2 separate regions of the Homo sapiens genome follow, and region 1 is linked to region 2. Evidence: chromatin loops called from intact Hi-C (ENCODE). Cell type or tissue: ascending aorta. All regions are shown on one strand. Links, peaks and the distances in the headings refer to the core of each region. The heading gives the core; the rest is flanking DNA.

What was found. A loop is a pair of places that touch in the nucleus more often than their neighbours do. Peaks named below come from ENCODE experiments on the same cell type or tissue, not always from the same donor. Only the 100,000 strongest peaks of a DNase experiment are listed, where the experiment ranks them.
Region 1: it touches region 2 in a loop (2.6-fold over the local background); 3 of 110 quality-filtered maps call a loop at or near these places.

The regions. Positions count from the first base shown.
Region 1 is chr13:40,269,513-40,274,885 of GRCh38, forward strand. No RefSeq gene overlaps it. Among named protein-coding and RNA genes, the nearest start is that of LINC00548, 52 kb to the left of the region's middle. In ascending aorta, for the core only: no CTCF peak of the experiment used is centred there; DNase peaks (open chromatin) are centred at 2,249 and 2,879; H3K4me3 peaks cover 765 bases; H3K27ac peaks cover 3,022 bases.
Region 2 is chr13:40,468,632-40,474,004 of GRCh38, forward strand. LINC00598 (long intergenic non-protein coding RNA 598) reads right to left here. Exons shown (of 7, transcript NR_024507.3): 2 at 5,363-5,373; 3 at 1,365-1,531. Among named protein-coding and RNA genes, the nearest start is that of LINC00598, 9.7 kb to the right of the region's middle. In ascending aorta, for the core only: no CTCF peak of the experiment used is centred there; DNase peaks (open chromatin) are centred at 2,280 and 2,650; H3K27ac peaks cover 3,195 bases.

The sequences.
Region 1 (5,373 bases), core at 307-5,306, 200 kb before region 2:
GCTCCCATGATCCAAATTCTTCTGGAAGATGAGATTTCTGGTTAAGCAAAAGTCAGCTGTGCACGGATGGTTTGAAAATTCTTCCCTCCCCTCATCTTCATGTACACCCATCATTGCCACGTCATTGCCCCTCCCAGACCCTTCCTTATAGCAGTCATTATCTATCCCACCAGGCCACCCTCCTGGGCTGGAAGATAGAAGCATGACCCATGACATGACTGAAGGTGCAGGGTCTTCAGTCTGGGCAGTTTAAACCATGATTTAACAGGATGTAGACAAAGAACCCTGCAGCTGGGGACTCAAGTTTCTTGCTCCAACTAAACCCAGAATCTGCCCTTTCCTAGTAAAGTAAACTGTAACCTGAATTTCTCAACTACAAAATTAGGACAATACTAGTCACTCTCTCTGTCCTGCTAACCTCTCATGCATAATGTGAGGATAAAATGAAAGTAGAGATGTGACTATGGTTTAACAAAGCGACTATGGTTTAACAAAGCCAAAAATATAATATACAGTATTATTACCAAGAGCAGATCACGTCCTCTGCACCATGTATCCCACCTAAGCAGGATTAATGTTTTTAACACTCAGTTTTTCCCACTCAAATATCAGATCCTTGGTTCTTATTTATTTATTTTTTTTAGAGATGGGGTCTTTCTCTGTCACCCAGGCTGGAGTGCAGTAACTCACTCATAGCTCACTGCAGTCTCAACTTCCTGGGCTCAAGTGACCCTCCTACCTTAGCCTCTAGAGTAGCTGGAACTACAGGCACGAGGCACCACACCAGGCTAGAACCTTGATTCTAACAGTCAGTAGTATCTGGAGGAAGTCTTTAACTGAACCCCATATGAAATTGACAATAAGACTTTTTGAGAAGACTGGACTGGTATTCTGTAATGAGAATTGTCTATTATTTCACTAGATATTCTAGACAATTGAACCTGGTCCTAAATTTTCTCCCCCTAAGAAACTAGTGATAACCTTCAACCAGTGTAGCTAAGATACAGCTGTTTCTTGGATCAGTTTCTTATTTCTTTACATCCTGAGCAGTCTATGTGCCAGGACATTTTCTTCTATTAATAAAGCCATCTTAGTTTGTGTCTCTGCAATTGCCCAAAGCAAGTCCCCAAGAACCAAATTAATATCCTGTGATAGCAAGCTCCATTTCCCTTGACTGTGCTCGGCACAACATGAGTTGCAGCTTGACGCAGGAATCGACATGGGGCCCTCAGCTCTGTGCTCCTCCATCATCACTTTCTTCACCTCAAAATGAGTCCCCATGATATGCCATACTCTGCATAGGACAAAGTAGTGCACAAAAGCAAATGAGGTTTTTCCCTTAGAGGAGCTTATACTCCACAGCTGAGTTTGCTAAGGAGGCTGGGTTCTCTTTTTGAGAGCTGGTCCATGGGGTTTGTTATAAACACCATCAGCAGAAAGAGCCACTTCCTGTTGGTATCTGGGTCTAACACAGATCCCTAATTGCCCAGAAATTTGGGTGCCATAACAATGGTGACATCTCCCCAGAAGTGGGCACAGGGGAGCAACTTAGGGTATTCCCATTTCATCACTTCCCAGGATTCCACTTCCAGAGATTTCTTAAACCTGACTCCATGGTAAGTCTCTTAATTACATCAATACTCCCTTTGAGCACCTCCTATGTGCCAGGCCATGTGCTAAGAACTTTGCAATTAATCCTCTTAACAACTGTTATATTTTTTTTCAACAAATGAGGGAAAAATGGCTCAGGAATATTAAGTAACAAATCCAAGCTCACTAGAGGCAAGTGCTAGTAGAGTCAAGACTCTAACCTAACCTGACTCCAGAGACTCCCCCCAGATTGAAGAAGGTGAATACAACACAGCCAGGAGGCTCCAACATGTTTACAGCAATGAGATTTTTCCTTTTTGATCCATCTGTGGCTGAGAACAGAATTGACTCCCTTCCAGAAAAATCTAGTCTGGTCTCTGTGACTTGGAAAAATAGTCAAGTGCTAAGTGAGCCATTCAGGACCCAAGAGGGTAAAATTAACAAGCATGACAGCAGCATTCATTTTTCAGTGTCAGCAATGTTCCAGGTGTAAGGAAGGACCCTAATTATTATCAGGCCACACACACGGTTTTCCTTCCTGCCTTGTGGCTCAGAGTGGTCGGCAAGAGCTACAGGCATCTTCCTGCCACATGAGTGGAGCTAGCGGAGGCCAAACGTCACTCAGAGACACCCAGGCCCCACCCCAGAGACTGACAGGAGCAACTACCACACTCAGTCCTCTCTCGGTTCCAGGAGCCACCATGTCCAAGCCAGTCCAAGCCAGAGAAAGGGGCCAGGCATGCCTCACGCCACCTCCCGAGATAGGCTTTGTTATTTGAATTTAAGGCCACCCCGAACTGCATGGCAGTTTTCTTAGTGGCCTTCCACAGAGCCACCTGTCTCAAGGCAGCACTCTCAGGGTTCTTGCTTCCTACAACCGAAGCTGGAAGGAGGAACCTCAGATTCCTTTATGGGTAGGAAAGAGATTGCAGAGAAAAACAGCCTCTTTGTGAAAGGCTGATTTGAAAAGGCATGCACAGATGAGTTAGAATCTGGGACTGTGTCCAGGTGGAAGTCTTGCCTGGAATTCCTAATGCATTCTTTCTGTTATTAAAATAATATAAGCAACCGGGGTGGCTTGTTGCTTCTCTGCATGTAGTCAATTTGGCTCATGCTGTGTGACCATTTAAAATCTGACCTCAAGTGGTGCCAATTTAAAAATCTTTTCATTCTGGGTATGTTTCCATTCCACACAACAAGCCCATGGCTATTCCCTAAACTATTTTCTCCAAGCAAAGAGTAACTCAGTAGAACCAAGCTTCTTGCCAGACGTGATGCAATCAGCCAAGCCACCCAATGTCTTGTGTCCCTGGCTCCACCCCACTTTTCTCCCCACGGCCAGCTGTCTGCTTCCAACAGGTCCACTTTTCTGGTCTGTCCTGTCTTTCCCTAGAGCACAGTCCTCCCTTTATTGTCAGGGAAGGTGTTTTCAGGTGGCTGGGTAGACATGGCATTTTCTCCTTCTCACACAGGGAGAGAAGCTCTGCCCTGCCTCCCCCACCGAGCTGTGAGTCATCAACACACAAGATGACAGAGTCTTTTGCAAAGATAAATGATGGAGGTGGAAGATCAAGATGTACCTAGATTTGCCTTCTAAGAGCTAGTTTGCAACTTCCTTTGACCTCTATATTCTCCCAAAGAAACATGAGGTAAAACACAGAAAAAGCATCATGTTTTTCCTGAGGCATTCAGCCTTCCAAGATGTAGCTAAGAAGAAAGATTATATATGTATATAAATCTATAAAACCCTTATCTTGGTAGCTCTGATTCACCCACTTGTGTTGCCAAAATAACCTATTCAGGCTTTTAGGCATCTGGAGAAGTGAGAGTCACCCCTGGAACTCCTAAAGACCAAAGAGATGAGCTCATGCAAAATCTGCCACCTCAGTAACCTGCAAAGAAGCATGAAGAAGCTGAACAGGCGGGGCTTGGTGGCTCACACCTGTAATCCCAACACTTTCAGTGGCCAACGCAGAAGGATCTCTTGAGGCCAGGAGCTCGAGACCAGCCTGGGCAACGTAGTGAGACCCTCTGTCTACAAAAAATTTAAAAATTATCTAGGTATGGTGGTGTGTGCCTATAATCTCAGCTCCTTGGGAGGTTGAAGCGGGAGGACCGCTTGAGCCCAAGAGTTTGAGGCTGCAGTGAGCTACAATCACACCTCTGCACTCCAGCCTAGGCAACAGAATGAGAACCTGTTTCTTTTAAAAGAAGAAGAAGAAGCAGAAGCTGAGGAGCCCAGCACCTCCGCCTTCCTGCCATCACTGCCAGTTCCTTTGCCAGGGCTTTCCTCTGGCCCTCTAAGGACATCCTATTTTATCTGAGGCTCAGAGCAGATGAAAACGCAATTGTAGCACTTACAGCATCCACATAGGAACAGCCAGTTGTCATGATCTCTGAGAGGAAGGAAATAAGATGGTGTTTTATTTTTAAGTAGCCCAAGAGATTTCAATGATGGCATTAAAATTTTAATCACAAACTCCTTAAGTTAGGGGGAAAAAAATTAAAAAGCCCACAAAGGACTCATTGTATAAGAGAGTTTCACCATTTGGAGTTCTTTTATAAATTTGTGTCAGATCACAATTTGCTGTCTGAGAAATGTAAATTAGTTATTAATGAGCCAAAATTCTAACATCAAAGGCTGTGCAGCCACATGCCAGGGAGAAACAAAGAGCTCTCCCAGCACCGTCAACTGCTCCCCACCCTGGCCTGAATGCGGCATTCATCCTGAGGCGCTTTACTGCCTTATTAAGGAGATCACTTTTCTCAAATGTGATGGCACAGGGCACCTGGATCATTAGCGTCACCTCCACCTGAGCACTACGTGACTGTCAGAATCCCAGGCAGTAGGCAGTGTGTGTGCACCAAAAGGCAGCTTTCCACAAAGCTGCGCCGAGGCCCCCTTTCTGCCTCACTCGCGCAGCTGACCGTTTTCAAAGCACATTTAATGTTTGCAGCATAGCCCGACCCGAGGGCCATGGGGAACGCGGGTCTGTTTTTGAAGTATTCACATACAGTCTTCATATCCGCAGCCCTTTTTATTTCTATTCCAATCAACAGCCTAGATATAAAATGCACACACAGAATGAAAAAGAAGGACAGTTGTTTTTGAGCCTGTGGAAATGGCAGTAAGAGTCATCTCACGGAAGTCCTGCAGGCATTTGGAAATATTCATTTATTCATTCTTTCAGCAGATATTGTCATGCTCCTGTTGGGTGCTGACAGTGGAAATATAATGATTAGCAGAATAGACAGACCCTCCCCTCATTGGGCTCCCTGCCTAGTGAGGACAGACTGAAGTAACTGCTCTGATAACTCTACAGACAGTGCTGAGGGAAACCCCAGAGGCATGGGAACCCACAGCAAGGGGTCCCTGGCCTCGCTAGGGGACTGGGAATGGCTTCAATGAGGAGACATTCAGGCTGAGAGCAGAAGGAAGAGAGAGAGTTCACTAGGCAGAGAAGCCTAACAGGGGAGAGGTCAAGGCTGACAGCATCCAATAAAGAGGTGAGAGTTGGAAGCAGAAAAATGAATGCCCTCCATGGCTCCCTGGCCTAGATTCCTTCTCTCTTCAGAGCGAGGCCCCTGACCTCCACTGCCAGGCTTGGCCGGGTTAGAATCTCTGGTTGTCCTTAACCAGAAGCTTGGAGCACCCTGGGTTCCCAAGTTCAAATGACTCAGCCTCAGGTCACACTCGCTGGTGTCCCTTTTCCCTCTATGAGATTCTCATTCCTATGATCCCAGATCCAGTAAGAAGGACCCACTGTACCATGGTCCCAATGG
Region 2 (5,373 bases), core at 138-5,137:
ATTTGTATCTATCTGTCTGTCTATCTATCTATCTATCTATCTATCTATCTATCTATCTATCCATCCATCCTATTTGTTCTGTTTCTCTGGGGAATCCTGACTAACATAGCTCTTTACCTGTCTCATGTCTTTCTCCAAGATTTCCAGGTAGCTGCCCTAACTGGACAAGAGAACACAGTTCTCCAGCTCTTCATTCTATAGCAATTAAAAAAATGTGTGCATGCTCAACCTCAATGTTTTGTGTAAAATATATACAGATACACATATATTATTTATAATTATTTATAGATTGTATATGCATGTGCTTATATATTATGAACACCATAAAATATGCAGTACAAGTTGGAAAATAATGAGATAAAAAAATAAGTTCAAATAGAAGTTGAAATATTTTCTTTCTCCCCACACTCCACCAGATCATCTGCACATCACACGAGTGACTTCTGCTGTATACCGTCTTAGAGGAGGCAGAGGATTACCGTGGAAAGGGAAGGGAGGACATCAACATGTACAACACCTATATGTGGCAGGCACTGTGCTTGACTCAGGAGAACTTGACAGGAGTTCCCCATCTTATTTGCCCACTCTATAAATGAGTCCCAAAACATTTCAAAACAAGTTGAGGTTTTCTCCATTTTTAGCAAAAAGCTGAGCTGTCCAGCCAAGGCTCAAGGTCCCTCTCTGAAGTGCTTCAGGACACCACTCCTCAGCAGGTTCCTAGCAAGATGCCAGCTGCTATTAGCATGATGTAACACCTATACAGACTTTGAGGTGAGTCCCCCAGAATGGCGAGGTCCGTGTCTTTGCTAAGTAGACACAGGGGCATGAGAACTTTGGGGGGTAGTTTCTTAGCTAACCAACATCAAGGGAAGAAAAGGACCCTGGAGCTTTTTCTTTTTTCTTTTTTTATTTAGAGACGAGGTCTCACTATGTTTCCCAGGCTGGTCTCGAACTCCTGAGCTCAAACGATTGGCCAGCTTCGGCCTCCCAAAGTGCTAGGATGACAGGCGTGGCCACCACGCCCGGCCCTCGAGCTCTTTCTTGCCCCTCCAAGGAAAGACTTGTTGATAAGCCTTCTCATTTCCCAGCTGGCACTGTTTCAATTCAGTGCAGCCCCTCCCTAGGAAAGGTGGGCACAAGGGAAGTGCTGACATCACTGGCCAGGTATAGATGCACCTTGTCACCCTCTACCACACCACCACTGCCAGCACACACACTCCCAGGCATGCACACATGTACTCATACACGCATGTATACGCTCATTTGTGCACACTCATACACATGCACACACTCATGAATAAGTGCACACACTCACACAATATACTCTCCCTGGGCACAATGTTCTCTTCCCCAGCTGCCCGCACCTTAAGGCAGAGAAGTGAGGAGGAGGAAGATTCCAGGGTTTCATATTTCTGATAGATGGAGCTCCAACTTGGGAGTTGGAAGAAAAGCCGGAGATGCTGGTGTTCTGGCTGGCCTCCCTCTGAGAACACCCACAGCTCTGAAAGCTTAGTCAATAGTCCATTGTTTGCTGTGAAATTAAGAAGATAAGAGAGTAGAAGAACTTAGTCCAAAATGCTAAGAGAGCAGGCAGTTACTATCTTCCATCTTCACCAGCTAGACTCCTGCCAAAGTGTTTGCCATTCAAGGGCACATTCGAGCCCCGATCTCCCCAGACCTCCGTCTGTGTCCCCACTCCTGCCTCTACCCCCACAGCCCTTCTCTTCTAGCATCTTTCTCCCATCTCTCCCCTTCTGGTGCTCTCCTTCCTTCCTCTTTCTCTCTCCCTTTTCTTCCTCACCCCATGTTGTGCTTCCAGCTCCCCATGCCCTAACGGAGGCCCGTGGGGGTCCCAGATGGGCTGGGCCCTGTTCCTTCAGACAGCTGAGCTCTCACAGTAGATGGACATGCTATAGACCAAAGCCCAAGGAAGGCAGGTGACTGTGAAGCCGAGCCCAGCTGAAAGAATGGAGATGGAGAACCCAGCATCAGTGCTGATCAACCACATGACCTTGGCCAGGTCAATCCACTTCACTGGGCCTCACATCTGTCAAGCAAAAAGCTCCATTTTTAGCTCTACTGAAGAAAGAAATTTTGAGCATGAGGCTAGATGTGTCAAGGGAGCCATCCAGCCTTCAGGAACTATTCCACATCTTTCTGAAATCCAGGAAGGAAGGTTGTTGTCAGAGGAGCTATTCTGAACCAGAGGCCAACTGTGACTTCATATGTGAGGATCGTGAACTAGCTTTCCAAATAGAACTGAATCCGTGGCCTGCTCACTGGCATAAACCCTCCTCGCCTTGGATGAAAGGAGAGTTGGTCACAAGACCATATTTAGCTCACAAAAAATTCACTCCAACTCAGAACTCAGCAGCACCAACAACCCAAAGCCAAGATGTAGCTGCCCCGAAGAGAAAACTTCCCCTTTACTAAAATCATACTTGGAAGTCTGTGTGATACACCAACTCTCCCAACTCAATTCCGATCAAGTCAAAATTCTTGGTCTTAGAATTGGGGGGCAAATGAAACGTGAGGATTAGGACCAAGCCACACGTGCCTAAGCATTCCCTCCAATTTCTCTCACAGGCCCTAAAGTGGTGGGAGAAGAGAGGGAGGGCCAGGTGGCCTGAAGCCATTCCAAACGGCTCAGGGGGGTCAGTGTGATCTTACTCCATTACTCCATCTCTCTGCTGCAAAACCAGATGGAGCTGGTCACGACAGGATGTGGAGACAAGATATTCCAAATGGAGGAAACCAAAAGAGTGAACACCCTGAGCCAGGAAAGCATGACACTCTAGAACAGCAAGGCCAGAGGAGCTCAAGCAGAGGGAGGGAATGAAGCCAGAGGGCATGAGATGAGGGCTGGGGGCTTGACACTCCAGGTGAGGGGTTTGGGTGGATGTGTCTGTGTCTGTCTGTGTTTTAGGTGAAACGAGGTGGGAGGTGAAGAAGCTGTGGATTAGGGTGGCAACGGTGGGAGTCCCACCTGGGGCTCTACTTGAGCAAGACCACCAGGGTAGAACCAGTGCGACCTGCTAAACAAATGGATATGGGGGAGAGAGGAAGAGGAACAAAGAAGCCATGTGGGACTGGGGCCTGGGCAGAGGGGATGCCATTGACCAAAAACAGGGAGACAGAGGACCCTGCCAGGGTCAAGATCCATACAAAAGGTATTTTGCACTCGTGGAGGTTGAGATGCGTGTTATCCATCCAGGTGGCAAGGGACACACAGCACCCACCCCACTATTTTGCCACCAGCGAATGAACATTCATTGAGCATCTGCTGAGTGCCAGCACTTTGCTGCACACCACACAAGCACGTATGCCTTCTATCCCTGAATTGCTCAGGAAGGTTAACACAGTGACTGGTTCCATTACACCTTTTAAATATCAGAGACTCAAAGGAATTAAGTAATACAGGGTCCCCAACCCCCCAGGCTGTGGCCAGGTACCAGTATGTGGCCTGTTAGGAATGGGCCGCACAGCAGGAAGTGTGAGAGCGTGACCACCTGAGCTCCGCCTTCTGTCAGATCAGCAGCGGCATTTGATTCTCATAGGCGCGCAAAATCCTATTGTGAACTGTGCGTGGGAGGGATCTAGGTTTCACGCTCCTTATGAGAATCTAATGCCTGACGATCTGAGGTAAAACAGTTTCATCCCAAAACCATCCCCCCACTGCCACCCCAACCCCAGTCTATGGAAAAATTGTCTTCTATAAAACCAGTCCCTGGTGCCAGAAAGACTGGGGACCGCTGAAGTAATGTAATATATCCAATGTGATCTAGCTAGAAAGTGACAGGCAGCATTTCAACCCAGGGCCTTTGGCTCCAGAGTGCTTAACCAACACTCCATGCTGCCAACCCAATGACACCTTTTATTTCCCCAAAATCTGCAACATCAGCCTCTTTAAGTTGCAGTGTTGGGGGAGCACGTGAGCATCACGTGCCCACTGACAGCCAGGATGGACTTAGCTGAGCTGCACTCTCACTTGGGGTACAGTTGGTTGGTGCTTCTGAATCACCAGGCGGGAGGTGGTGGGGCCCAGTGGTTGACCACAGTCCCAGGGGGAGGGAGAGAAGCAGTGACTCCACCAAAGCAGTGGCTCCACCACCATCATCCTGGAGACACACGGGCTGAGTGGCCCCCACGCTTCCAGGACACCTGTGGGTGAAATGGCTGAGCCCAAAGATTGCCACAGCTTTTCCTAGCCTGAAGCTCCAGGTTTAACAACTGGTACTGCTCTGCAAAAGCAGAAGAGCTTGACCAATGATGAGCCTGAAGAGGCAGAGAGAGAGAATCGTAGCCATCTAGATTAATTTGAAAAGTACCTAGATGCCTGAATCCCCCACCAGAGGGTCACCTTCCCCGCTACCTCCTCTCATTAAAGATTAACTTCAGTGATGATTTAAACAATCAATGTGAGGACTGTGCCTTCAAAATTTCCCAATCACAGTACCTGGGAGGCTATACTACCTGATAAGAAACCTCATGCCGGATTAAAATTGCAGCTACTATGTGTGGAGCACTTACTGTACATAGAGACTATCCTAAGTGATTTCCATATATTAGGACAGCAACCCTGTGAGCTAAATTCTATCATCATCCCTGCTTTTCAAATGAGGAAACTGAGACACAGAAAGGGTAAGTAACTCACCCAAGGCCACCTGGGTAGCAAATGGCAGAACCCGAATCTGAGCCCAGGCAATCTGACCATGCTCATCACCGCTGTGCCTGCCTGCCTGCATCTTGCTTACTCCTGTGATCAGCAGTCAGGGCCTTCCTCAAGACCTGTTTTGAGCTGTATCCCAGCTCAGAAAAGAATGTCTTGATCCATCCAGAAGAATGTCCTTAAGGTCAATGTTTGTGATCACACTGAAGCTCAATCAGGACACAGGGCAGTCAGATGTGCTGGCTTACTGTGCGAGCCCAGGACACCTAAAAGGCTCTGTCAAATCTAGTACAGGTACAGAACCTTCGAGAGAGGACCCAGACAGTATACAGGTGTACAAAGATGAGCAAACAATTGGGGTTTGATTAACATATTTCAGTGTGGACTGTAACACCAGCAGCAGGGCTCAGGGAAGCTATAACACAGAAACTTACTTCAGGAACCTTCCCCACTTCCTATGCTCCTTCTCTCTTCTGTGGTAATCTCTCTTACTACTGTTAAAGAAAAATGATTCAATGGTACTTGTTAAAGCATGGTAAGGCAGGCCCGGGCACAGTGGCCCACACCTGTAATCCCAGCACTTTGGGAGGCCAAGGCGGGCAGAACGCCTGAAGTCAGGAGTTCGAGACCAGCCTGGCCAACATGGCGAAACCCTGTCTCTAATAAAAATCAGACGGGAGTAGTGGTGGGTACCTGTAATCCCA